Linked DNA regions of Homo sapiens: region 1 is linked to region 2. The links are chromatin loops, found by intact Hi-C in ENCODE. Cell type or tissue: HepG2. All regions are shown on one strand. Links, peaks and the distances in the headings refer to the core of each region. The heading gives the core; the rest is flanking DNA.

What was found. Hi-C counts contacts between places; a loop is a spot of excess contacts. Peaks named below come from ENCODE experiments on the same cell type or tissue, not always from the same donor. Only the 100,000 strongest peaks of a DNase experiment are listed, where the experiment ranks them.
Region 1: a loop joins it to region 2, with 6 times the contacts of the local background. A loop is called at or near these places in 25 of 110 quality-filtered maps.

Annotation. Positions count from the first base shown.
Region 1 is chr7:23,355,212-23,360,596 of GRCh38, forward strand. The region is part of intron 5 of IGF2BP3 (insulin like growth factor 2 mRNA binding protein 3); the gene reads right to left. Among named protein-coding and RNA genes, the nearest start is that of SNORD65C, 39 kb to the right of the region's middle. RefSeq lists a silencer at 3,219-3,513. In HepG2, for the core only: a CTCF peak has its summit at 2,624 (motif pointing right); DNase peaks (open chromatin) are centred at 1,950, 2,290 and 3,200; H3K4me3 peaks cover 408 bases.
Region 2 is chr7:23,471,912-23,477,296 of GRCh38, forward strand. No RefSeq gene overlaps it. Among named protein-coding and RNA genes, the nearest start is that of IGF2BP3, 4.1 kb to the left of the region's middle. RefSeq lists enhancers at 1,563-1,832, 2,663-2,712 and a silencer at 2,003-2,182. In HepG2, for the core only: no CTCF peak of the experiment used is centred there; DNase peaks (open chromatin) are centred at 1,860 and 2,620; H3K4me3 peaks cover 4,764 bases.

The DNA.
Region 1 (5,385 bases), core at 194-5,193, 120 kb before region 2:
TCTTTTTATTTTTATTTTTTTTTTTTTTGAGACAGAGTCTCACTTTTTTGCCCAGGCTGGAGCGCAATGACGCGATCTCGGCTCACTGCTGCAACCTCCACCTCCTTGGTTTGAGCAATTCTCCTTCCTCCTCCCAAGTAGCTGGGATTACAGGCGTGTACCACCACACCCAGCTAATTTTGTATTTTTTTTTCTTTTAACTAGAGACGGGGTTTCACCATGTTGGTCAGGCTGGTCTCGAACTCCTGACCTCAAGTGATCTACCTGCCTCAGCCTCCCAAAGTGCTTGGATTACAAGTGTGAGCCACAGCGCCAGACCAGGATCCTGTCATCATTACTTAACTCTTTGCTCTTGGTGCTATTTTAAGGGTCGCTGAGAAGATGATGAGTAATTTTGCCAGTTGGTAGAATTTAAATGTATTGATAAGAAGTTTACTGGGGCCAGGTGCAGTGGCTCATGCCTGTAATCCCAACACTTCGGGAGACCAAGATGGGTGGATCACTTGAGGTCAGGAGTTCAAGACCAGCTTGGACAATATGACAAAACTCTGTCTCTACTAAAAGTACAAAAATTAGCCAGGCATGGTGGCGTGAGCCTATAATTCCAGCTACTTGGAAGGCTGAGGCATGAGAATTGCTTGAATCTGGGAGGCGGAGGTTGCAGTGAGCCAAGATTGCCCCACTGCACCCCAGCCTAGGTGATGAAATGAGACTTTGTCTCCAAAAAAAAAAAAAAAAATTGTTCATTGGGGTAGATCACAATTTAGAGCTGAATGGGCCTCAATAGAGACAATAAATAGTTCAACTTGAGGAAGAGGGGGAAAGAGAAAGAAAAAAGGAGAAGAAATGAGACCCAGACAAGTTAAACGTACCCAGGAGTCCACACATACAGATCTGAATAGTGGAAAAAGAATACGGACTAGAGACCAGAATTCTAGTCCAGCTTGAACATTAAATAACCACGTTATCCTCCAAAGGTCATTTTCCTTTTTGGCATTAGCCATCTCCCTATAAAACTAAAAGATTAGATTCATGGTCCCTTTCAGCTCTAAAATTTCATGCCTGGCTGGGTGCAGGAGCTCACACCTCTAATTCTAGCACTCTGGGAGGCCAAGGAGGGAGGATCACTTGAGCCCCGCAGTTTGAGATCAGCCTCGGCAACACAGTGAGACCCTGCCTCTACAAAAAAAAAAAAATTAGCTGGGTGTAGTGGCACATGCCTGTAGTCCCAGCTACTTGGGAGGCTGAGGTGGGAGGACTGGTTGAGCCCAGGAGGTTGAGGCTACATTAAGCCATGATTGTGCCACTGCACTCCCAAGTCTGCCTGGGCAACAGAATGAGAACCTGTCTCAAAAAATAATACTAAAATAAATAAAATTCCATGTCTAAAAATCTCTTCTTTTTTATTCCCAGATATCACCCTGTATATAATACAGGGTCCTCACAAAATGAGGTTTAACCCATTATTGAAAAGTCATAAATTCAATTATCTCCTTGTATCAAGAATAAGAGGTTGACAATTTGGCAATCATTATTGAAAGCCTGGGTAATATGATTTTAAGGATGTACCGTAATGCAATAAATATGGATGAAGCCCAAATGTAAGGCTTCATGACTAAATTGGTTCTAAAAACAAAACAAAACAAAACGGTATGGGCAAATACCCTAGATGACACACAACAGAAGACGGGATAGGAAACTGTGGTGAGGATCCAACACTATGCAGAGATTAGAATCAGTATAAATACACTGAATGAAAAACCCACAAAACTCTGCAGAATGATCTTTGTAATTCTGAAAGTTATAATGCATGGGACAAAGTCTACAAAACTCTATGGCAAATTTAACAGTGGTTATCCCTGAATGGCAAAAAATCCCTTTGTCTCACTGCTTTATTTCTTTTTCCAAAATAAATCTTTTATTTACATAATTGTTAAAGTTTAAATGGGAATTTTCTTACCTTTAGCCACTGGCCAAGTTGCTTCAAACACTTCTAAACATAACCATATTTACCTTATACAGATCTTCACAATGATACAAAGGAACTGCAATGATAGTTTCTTTCTTTTTTTTTTTTTTGAGACGGAGTTTTGCTCTTGTTGCCCAGGCTGGAGTGCAATGGCGCAATCTTGGCTCACTGCAACCTCCACCTCCCAGGTTCAAGCAATTCTCCTGCCTCAGAATGATTGAAGTTTCAAAGTATGAATAAACATTCCTATTCCCTAACAAAAATAAACATCAGGATAACCCCAAACAAAAGAAAGTATAAGAACTCAATGTCTACACATTTTCTAGGGGGTTATTTCTTTGTCACACATGACAAATCCTCTCATGAGTAATGTCTGTCCTTGACTGGCTTATCTCAACATCTCTGGAAGAGGGAAGGAAATAGGTGAGCCTCTCTCGCTCTGAGGAACAAGAAAAGGTGCATTCACTAAACACATACTTCCATTTTTAATGAAACTAATGAAATGAAATTTAAACTTGTCAAATTTTTATTTTAATAATTCAAGACTTAAGCCTAAAATGAACACATGTATTAATATTTTCTAAAATATGTGTACTATTAACCTTTGATTTATTTTAGCCACAAGGTGGCAGGAATTTCCACGTTAAGTTCTGTCTTAAAGATACAGCCGTATTTGAGGACTCTTCTTAAGTGACATTCATAGAGCTTTAACTAACAGAGGCAGCTACAACCACGTTAAAACTAGCTGCCTGGCTCCTCAGCATCAGTGACCAGCCATCACTGGAAATGAAGTATACCAAACAATAACAGGGGAGCAGAAGCAGCAATCAAACATGTTGGAAAAATACATAATAGCTGCTAACTTTTGAGCTCTACCTTACAGGTATTATGAAACATGTTTTGGAGGCATTATCTTAGTTTTTCTCAGTAGCCTCATTAGCTAAAGACTACAGTTATTCCCATTTTAGAAATGGGGCTGAACCATAACAGATTAACTTGACCAAAGTCAGCTAGAAAAGTGGTGGCACACAGTCTGTTCCATGCAACTGGGCTCTGGAATTGAACTCTTAACCTCCAAGCTCACTCATACTTTCACAAGTACATCAAGGTCACATAGCCTTCCAAACAACAGATGTTACAAAGAGAAAACTGAGAATTACCAGCATAGCCCTTTCACCTAAAGATTGAGCTTTGGGTGGCTACCGAGAAACATGGAGAAATGACACCAGGTTGGTTTAGGCAGCAGGCTGTCATGTTTGGAACCCATGGAGCAGGCCTATGGGGTTCATTGGAAGTCCAGGCTCAAGCCACTTCAAACTGCTCCAAGCAGCCCAGAACCAGTGGGTTAAACTATAAATACATGCATATATGCACAAATATTTGTTTCTCTTTAATCTTCACTTTGTAGCTGAGAAAACCAAAGCTCAGAAGTCAAGGTTACTAAGTCAGGGCTACCTGACTTTGGTGTTTACGCTTTCTCTGCTACACCCAATGCCTCTCAAATAAAATTAATTCTCCTCACAGAATGAAAACATATTCCATATCCCTTTTAAAAGCTTATTAGAAAACTGATAATTTTTTTACCACTGTAACACAAAACTGAGTTTTCCACTCCTTAGATTAACTTTTAAAAATACCTCATTGCTTTCTAATTTTCTCAATCTTTGAATTCTTGCAGAGGGAGTGAGAACAATACTCTTATAAGGCCGCTTGACAGGGAGGAACTAAAATTAGGTAGTCCCTCTCCAAATATTCTTATTGGCAACTTTTGGTCAGTATTTAGTATTTAATAAATGTTAACTGACTGAATATTAGAACAAAGGACATGAAGACTACTTCCCTAATCAAAATGCCTAATTTATTTAAGTTACCTAATTACTAAATTATACAATTCTTAACAGCCTTTTCCTTCCTCCTTGGGATCAACAGAAGCCTACCAATCTCTTAACAACTACGCTAAAGAATTTTGAGAACACCAGTGTGTCTACATTCAGTTTGCTGTCGTGGTTAGGATTCTTTTCAGCAATAATTCTGCCTTGACTAGCCAGTCTACCTTTCCTGTGCTTGCAGTCTTAATGCTTTGTTTTTTTGTTTTTAAAGGAGGAAGGCTAAAATGTCAATTACTTTATCCCTACCAAAGTTCATCTTATGCCTCTTCAAATCTACATAGCTTATGTCTCCAACTTATGTTCTCCCATTCAACTAATTAACTATTAAATAAGCATTTTGTTTCCCTTTAGCTAATTTAAGTTTTCAAATAAGGCCACAACAACAGGTCTCTGACAATCTCCAAATATCCTTGGGTTTATCACATCATCCTATATTTTCCAACAGGGACTTGGCTCTACCAAGTATTCAGTATAAATCTTTGTAAAGTAAAACATGGCCGGGTGCAGCGGCTCATGCCTGTAATCCCAGCATTTTGGGAGGCTGAGATGGGCAGATCGCTTGAGCCCACGAGTTCAAGACCAGCCTGGGCAACATGGTGAAACCCCATGTCTACAAAAAAAATACAAAAAAAAAGACTGCCAGTCTCATAACCCAGCCTCAAAATAAATAAAAATTAAAACAATATGGAGCCTCTGCTTTCTCCCTGCCCTCACTTTTATCCCCAGTTCTACTGAGGGTATAAAAGGTAAAATTTTCCTGGTCTTCTTACATGATACAACTAAAGAACAAAATTAGTCAAAAAAAGAAGAGAAAGAAAAATAAATTTGTTTTATGACTCATACCACAATTTCTATAATGTCCGAGACCTTATATAAATTGCCAAAAAATTTTACATGAACAAAGGATACCAACAGAAGAAATACAGAATGTGTTTAAACATATTAAAAGCCTCCAGTCTCACTTATGGGAGAAGTGAAAAACACAAGATATCACTTTCACATACTAGATTGGCAAAGTTTGATAAAGTCCTGTGTTAGGGAGAATTGGAGAAAGACTCCCCCACAATGCTGATGGAAATTTAAACTAGCTCCAGCTCTACAACACAATTTAAAGTGCAGTTCTACTTCTGGGAATTTATCATGTGGATACATGCTTACATACACACGACATGCAAAAACAGATTCACTACAATATTGTTCATAACTGCAAGAGACTGGAAACAACCTAAATATCCAAACTGCGATTAATCAAAGTCATGCCATATCTGTACAATCAAATACTATGTAACTATAAAAAATATATTTATATACACAAAACATTCAAATGTTATGGTATCATTTGTGTAAAAGGAGGAATACATACATGTAGCATTTGTTTTCCACATGGTTATCTCCCAAGAGATAAGGTAGTTAGGGAATAATACTGGGAGGAAGATTTGTACTATGTGCATCTTCAAATCTTTTATATTTTGAACCATGTGAGTGTTATTGATTTTACAAATAAAGTTCCATTTACCTTATACACAT
Region 2 (5,385 bases), core at 234-5,233:
TTGTGTGTTTTTAACAGGTATATTTTTAACAGGTATTCTATTGAAAAGATAGAAAATTCTAATTTTTTAAGTGAAAGAAATTCTATATAACATGAAAATATAGACAAGAATCTTTAATGACTTGGTACTCTTACTGGTAGAAAAAAGGTATCCTGAATAGAGGAAATATTATGATTTACACTGGAAACATCTTCGGTAATTGATACAGCCTTGCTTCTCTGTCAAAACCGTTGTTAGCATTTTAAAATGTGTATTTTTCATTTAAAAGATGAATGGTAGACTTAAACATGGGAATTGTTGCATGATATAAAGAGTATTTACATTTTGTCTTTTAAAGGGAACTTACTTTGTAATTTTGTGTTAAGGAACCGGAAGGTGTCAGATCATCCATTTTAAATGCAACTGTTCTTTCTTACAGGTTTTTCTTTCCTGCCAAGCGAATCCAACATTTTAAACGTAAACACACTTTCACAATAATTTCATTCACGTTTAATTTAATAAAATGTTGTTACTTTATAAAATAGGGGGACAGACGTGTTTTTCTGTTACAGTATTTGTAACTGAATTAAGAGCTCAGCCTTGAAAGAACGTTTTGGTAAAATTTTTCTTTAAGTTTATGGTTAGGTTGAACTTTTTAAAAGCATTTTTTTCTTTTTTTAAAAATAACTTTAGTTCTAAAGAAGAAATGTATTCTTTCTTTTGGCCTCTGTGGTATGCAAAATGTAAATATCAAAAATTATGGATTTATTTTAAATGTACCTGTTGTAGAACAAAAGCCATTTGGAGAAATGTTCTACATTCATTCATTTGGTAATATTTGCACTTCTCAATACCACTGTAAATTTTACAACCTGTTGATCATTTAACACTTTTAGTAATTTTTCATAAAAACAAATTGTGTGTGTTCAGCTTGCTTCCAAAATCAATTCAACTATGGCTTCTGGGTTGACTGTATTTGCTCTTATTAAAACTGAGACCTAAGGAAATATCTACTTCTAAAGCATGGAATAAATTGTTTATTTTCCATAAATACTAGTCCATGCTTGTCTGGCACTATCAAACAAATCTAACAGCTGGAATTTAAAACAAGTGTGTGTTTTGATGAAATATGTTCCTGGGACTCCTGTTAACCTAATCTGTGTATTATTGTAACAAACTGGATAGTCCATCTAGGACCTTAAAAACATACATGAGTAATACAAGCTCAGACATCAAAGAGAGAGGTGGATACAGTCCACTCCACTTCCAGTCTTCCAAGCATTTAAGGGTTGAGTCAAAAGATCTTAGGTAGTTGTCTTGCACTAGCACTTCAAGTACAAAGATACCTTTGGTGAATTTTCAAGAATGAATATAAAATCAATTTAAGTTCCAGTTTTTTTTTTTTAATGACTCTCACACAAATCAACTGGTTATAGGCTACTTCAGCTTCTTCCTGAAGCAGTTGTAGCTCCTAATTAATGTGAACTCCACGAAGAAAGAACTCCCACCATTTTATGTGCTCTGGGATGCGGCTGAGTCTTTCCAATTGCAGTCTGTTTACTCTTTGGACAGCTGCATCTCCTCCTTATCTGCTGAACTGAGGACTGTACAAATGTTTCTTGTGGGTCAGTGTAATATTAAAGAATAGCTATGTTTAGAAGGCCAGTTACCGTTGCTGTACCCACACGTCAGGGGCAAAGGCTGAGTGGGCAGATGGGGGGCTGCCACCCCTCCTCACGCCCGGCTTGGGACCAGCCTGGAGTCTCAAGCCGAAACCCCTCACGCGGGTGGGCACACAATGCCCGGCGTGTCGCCTGGGCCTCCTCGGAGGTGCTTTAACAGGCTCTTGCGCTTTTGAACGGCCCTCCTGGACTCTGATCTGTTTAAACTAGAGGCGTTAATAAGTGATAACCTGGATCTGCCCTCCTTGGAAGCTGCCTGCCTATATTTTATTGTTTAAAATAAATAAAAATGGTGCCCCGGGAGAGAAGATGGGGTTGTTTCCTTTTTCCTCTGGCTCTGCCCCGAGAAAGAGGGCGGGATCCTCACGGCTCACAGTGGGGAGGGTCTTTCGTCGGCCGCCGGCTCGCCTCGGAGGGCCTGGACCACTGGACCGCCCTTCCCCGGGGCCCTGCCGCGGGACCGCGGGCTTCTGGCTCCTCCTGGGGCTGCGTCCGTATGCGCGGAGCGTGTGGCCGGGCCGTCGCCGCGCCACCCCACCTGAGTCCGCCGGCCAGCGCGGGGACGCACCGGGCAGCGTGTGTTTGGCGACCCTCCCGCACCTCTGGTCTCAGTTGCGTGTGTGCACGAGGGGTTCCATAGGGCCCAGGGATGCTTGGTACCCACGGGGGAGAATCCCTCGCCGAACCCTGCGGGTCTGCGGGGCGGGCCGCGAGACTGGCGCGCAAAAGCGGCTCCAAGGCGGGGCTCCCGCGCTCCCCGGGGCCGGCTTGCCGAGTCCAAGTTGAGCAACCGGCGTCGAGAGAGACACCGCCCCTGCTGCGGGCGGGGGCCTCTCCTCGCTTCCGATTGGCTGACGGGGGGAACCTATCGCCGTCGGCCGCCTCCGCCAGAGCGGTTTGCTGGTTTTCATTCATTGGCCCCGGAGCCGCCCCTGGATTTCCATCTTTTGTGGCGCGAAAATAACCCTTTGCTCCCTCGTTGGTTTTGTTGAGGTTGAGGGGTGGGACTGTGTTCCCCTCTGCTCGCTCTCGTTTTTCCTGCCCTTTAACAGCTCGCCCCCAGCCCCAACCCCCAAGGAAGAAAGAGGGAGGTAACGCTGAGGAAGGGTGGAAAGCAGTTCTGCGTCCGTGGGTGGAGCCCGCCCCTTGGCTGACCGCATGGTGCCCGCACGGTCCCTTCCCTTCCCCCAGCGTCCAGCGCCCGGAGGTTCTGGATTTGCGCCATGCTCAGCAGCTGGAGTCACATCTTCGTTTCCCTGCCCATTTCCAACATCTTAGAGTTGATGCGTCCTTTTTTACTTAAAACAACTACAACCAACCATGTTCTCAGGTACCAGAACTTTTCTGGGCTTCTAGAGAAATCGACTCGCCCTGCCCGCTCCCTTCCTAAACCCCTTTGTGGTCCACAGGGTTGTTTTAAGCAAAATCAAACAACCCCTCCAAAAAAAGCAAACGAAAAATTCCGGGTAAAATCAACTATGCTGAGACCACGTTTTCGTTGAAGCTGCCCTAAGACCAATGAAGCTGAGACCGACCTTCAAGGATTAACGATTTCTGTAGCTGAAATGTTCTAATTTCACTGACGTTTGGTGGAGACGGTGAGAAAAAATAAATATGAATTTGACTTGGAAAAGCACAAAACAAACGAAATAATAATATTTAATTTGATTAACTGAGAAGGCAAACAGCCACAGTGGTGTATTCTAGGTACTGGTGTCTTTGGTGAGTTTGTAATTATATAAATAAATTGCTGTTGGTTTCATCAAAAATACAGATCAGAACTCTGGCCGTGACAAAAAAGGAAGGAAGTATAAATTTGTTTGGTATATCTAATTTTATAACAGACTTTACCAACCTTTCATTATCTGGAGAAAAGGAAATGTACCAGTTAACAATATAAGTTAATTTGTTTGCAGATAATTGTTCATTTTTTGTCTTGACAAAATACTCTGTTTGGTTAAAAACGGTAAAATGATAATTCAGTAAATATTTAAAACTTTGAGAGAATTGGTTTAAATCAGGGAGTTCAAAGATTTTCTCTGTGTTGTTTACTCTTAGTGATGTTACATCTTGTGATGTTACATCTTCTTCTGAGTGCTTTTGAAAAAATTATTAGTTCTGTGTTAGTCTCTAAAAACTAAAGTAACATAAATTGCCATGTACCAAAATTTTAAAACAAATTTTAACAACTGAATTGGTTAGTAAAGAAAAACTACTTTAAAGTAGAAGTAATCATTAAACATATTTTATTTACATTTGTATATTTCAACTACATTTCACTAATGTGGTTGATAGTATTTTTGAACTTGTCATGTAAAATTATTCATCAGAAACATTAGAATAACTTAGAAATGGTTTGAGTTGAGTAAATTAATTAAAACTTAAGGACTGAATTTGTAGTATGCTAAAGATTATAGAGTTAATAATTTAAATAATCCTTTATCACCTAAGAAATTTAAATTGTGAAGATATGATTATTTGTGAAATGATTCTAGGTTGCAATTTATATATTCAATTATTTTTATATTTTGGAAATGATACAGTAGAAAACTATTGAGGAATTTATTAGAGAAAATTGTGATTGTAAAAAAAAAGTCAAAATTAATCATTTAGACAAGCCAAGACTCTAAAACCTGGTATATTTTTTAATGTTTTCTCAAAATCAAAGATTTATACAATCAATATTTTAAAAAAACAAACAAAAAACTGTTCTGTTTGAGAGAAACTCATTTTTTAAATTTTCAACTACTAAGTCAGGAATTGGAATTTTTATCTGGTAAACATGCATAGTTGTTAAAGTAGTAGATAAGCATGAGTACTTTTATTGGAATTATATCCTGTATTAATACTACTTCACTTAGGTGAAAACTTTAAAATACTCATTCTTCTGGAGAGGGGGTGGGAAGGATGAGACCTTCAATAAAGACTCTTTGGTGATTAGTGTGTACATATGTATTTGCAGACCAGCCATAGAAAACAGAGGGTAGGCATTTGTTTAATAGGGGTAATAGGGGGAGGGGTCTGGGGAAACTGGAAAGATTAGGGTATTTAATCTTGTTTCTTGGTTGCAACTCATTTATCCTGCAGGTTTCCTTGCTCAGTGTGGAAGGAAGAGGGTAGAGAGAGAATGTATTAACTAATGGTGTAAAATGGGAAAGTAATCCATGCATGAAATCCTACTGGAAAGAACAGTAAGAACCCACTCTCCCCACTAAAATAATCTGAAAACAAAGCACATGCTGAGGTTATGGCTAGTTTTCAGCACTCTCTAACACCTACATTTAAAAGACACATGCTAGGTTGCTGTGTTCATATTTGGACCCTTTGTTTTCTTGACCATTTCTATTCCAGAAACTAATTCCAAAAATCTCAGGAATTAAAGATTCTTTAATAAAACAGCAGATCTCATGACATATATTTACATACACATTAACTCTTTCTAGGCAGTCTTTAAGGTAAATTGATGAATGCCTCATGCTATCTATAAATGTAAAGTTAATTTTTAGATGTACTAAGGCAGAATCAATTTTACAATTCCTTACTTGCAAGATGATAATAGATCATAACCATTTCCATTTGGACTGATTAAAATTCATTCCTTCTTTATTTTAGTTTACATTTTGGTCCTAAGCTGCTCTCTAGCATGATGATCCTAGCTTTAAAGAGGGAAACAGCAGGCTAAGTAAGGGGTTTTTGTTTTTTGGTTCTAGTTCAAAAATCTCAG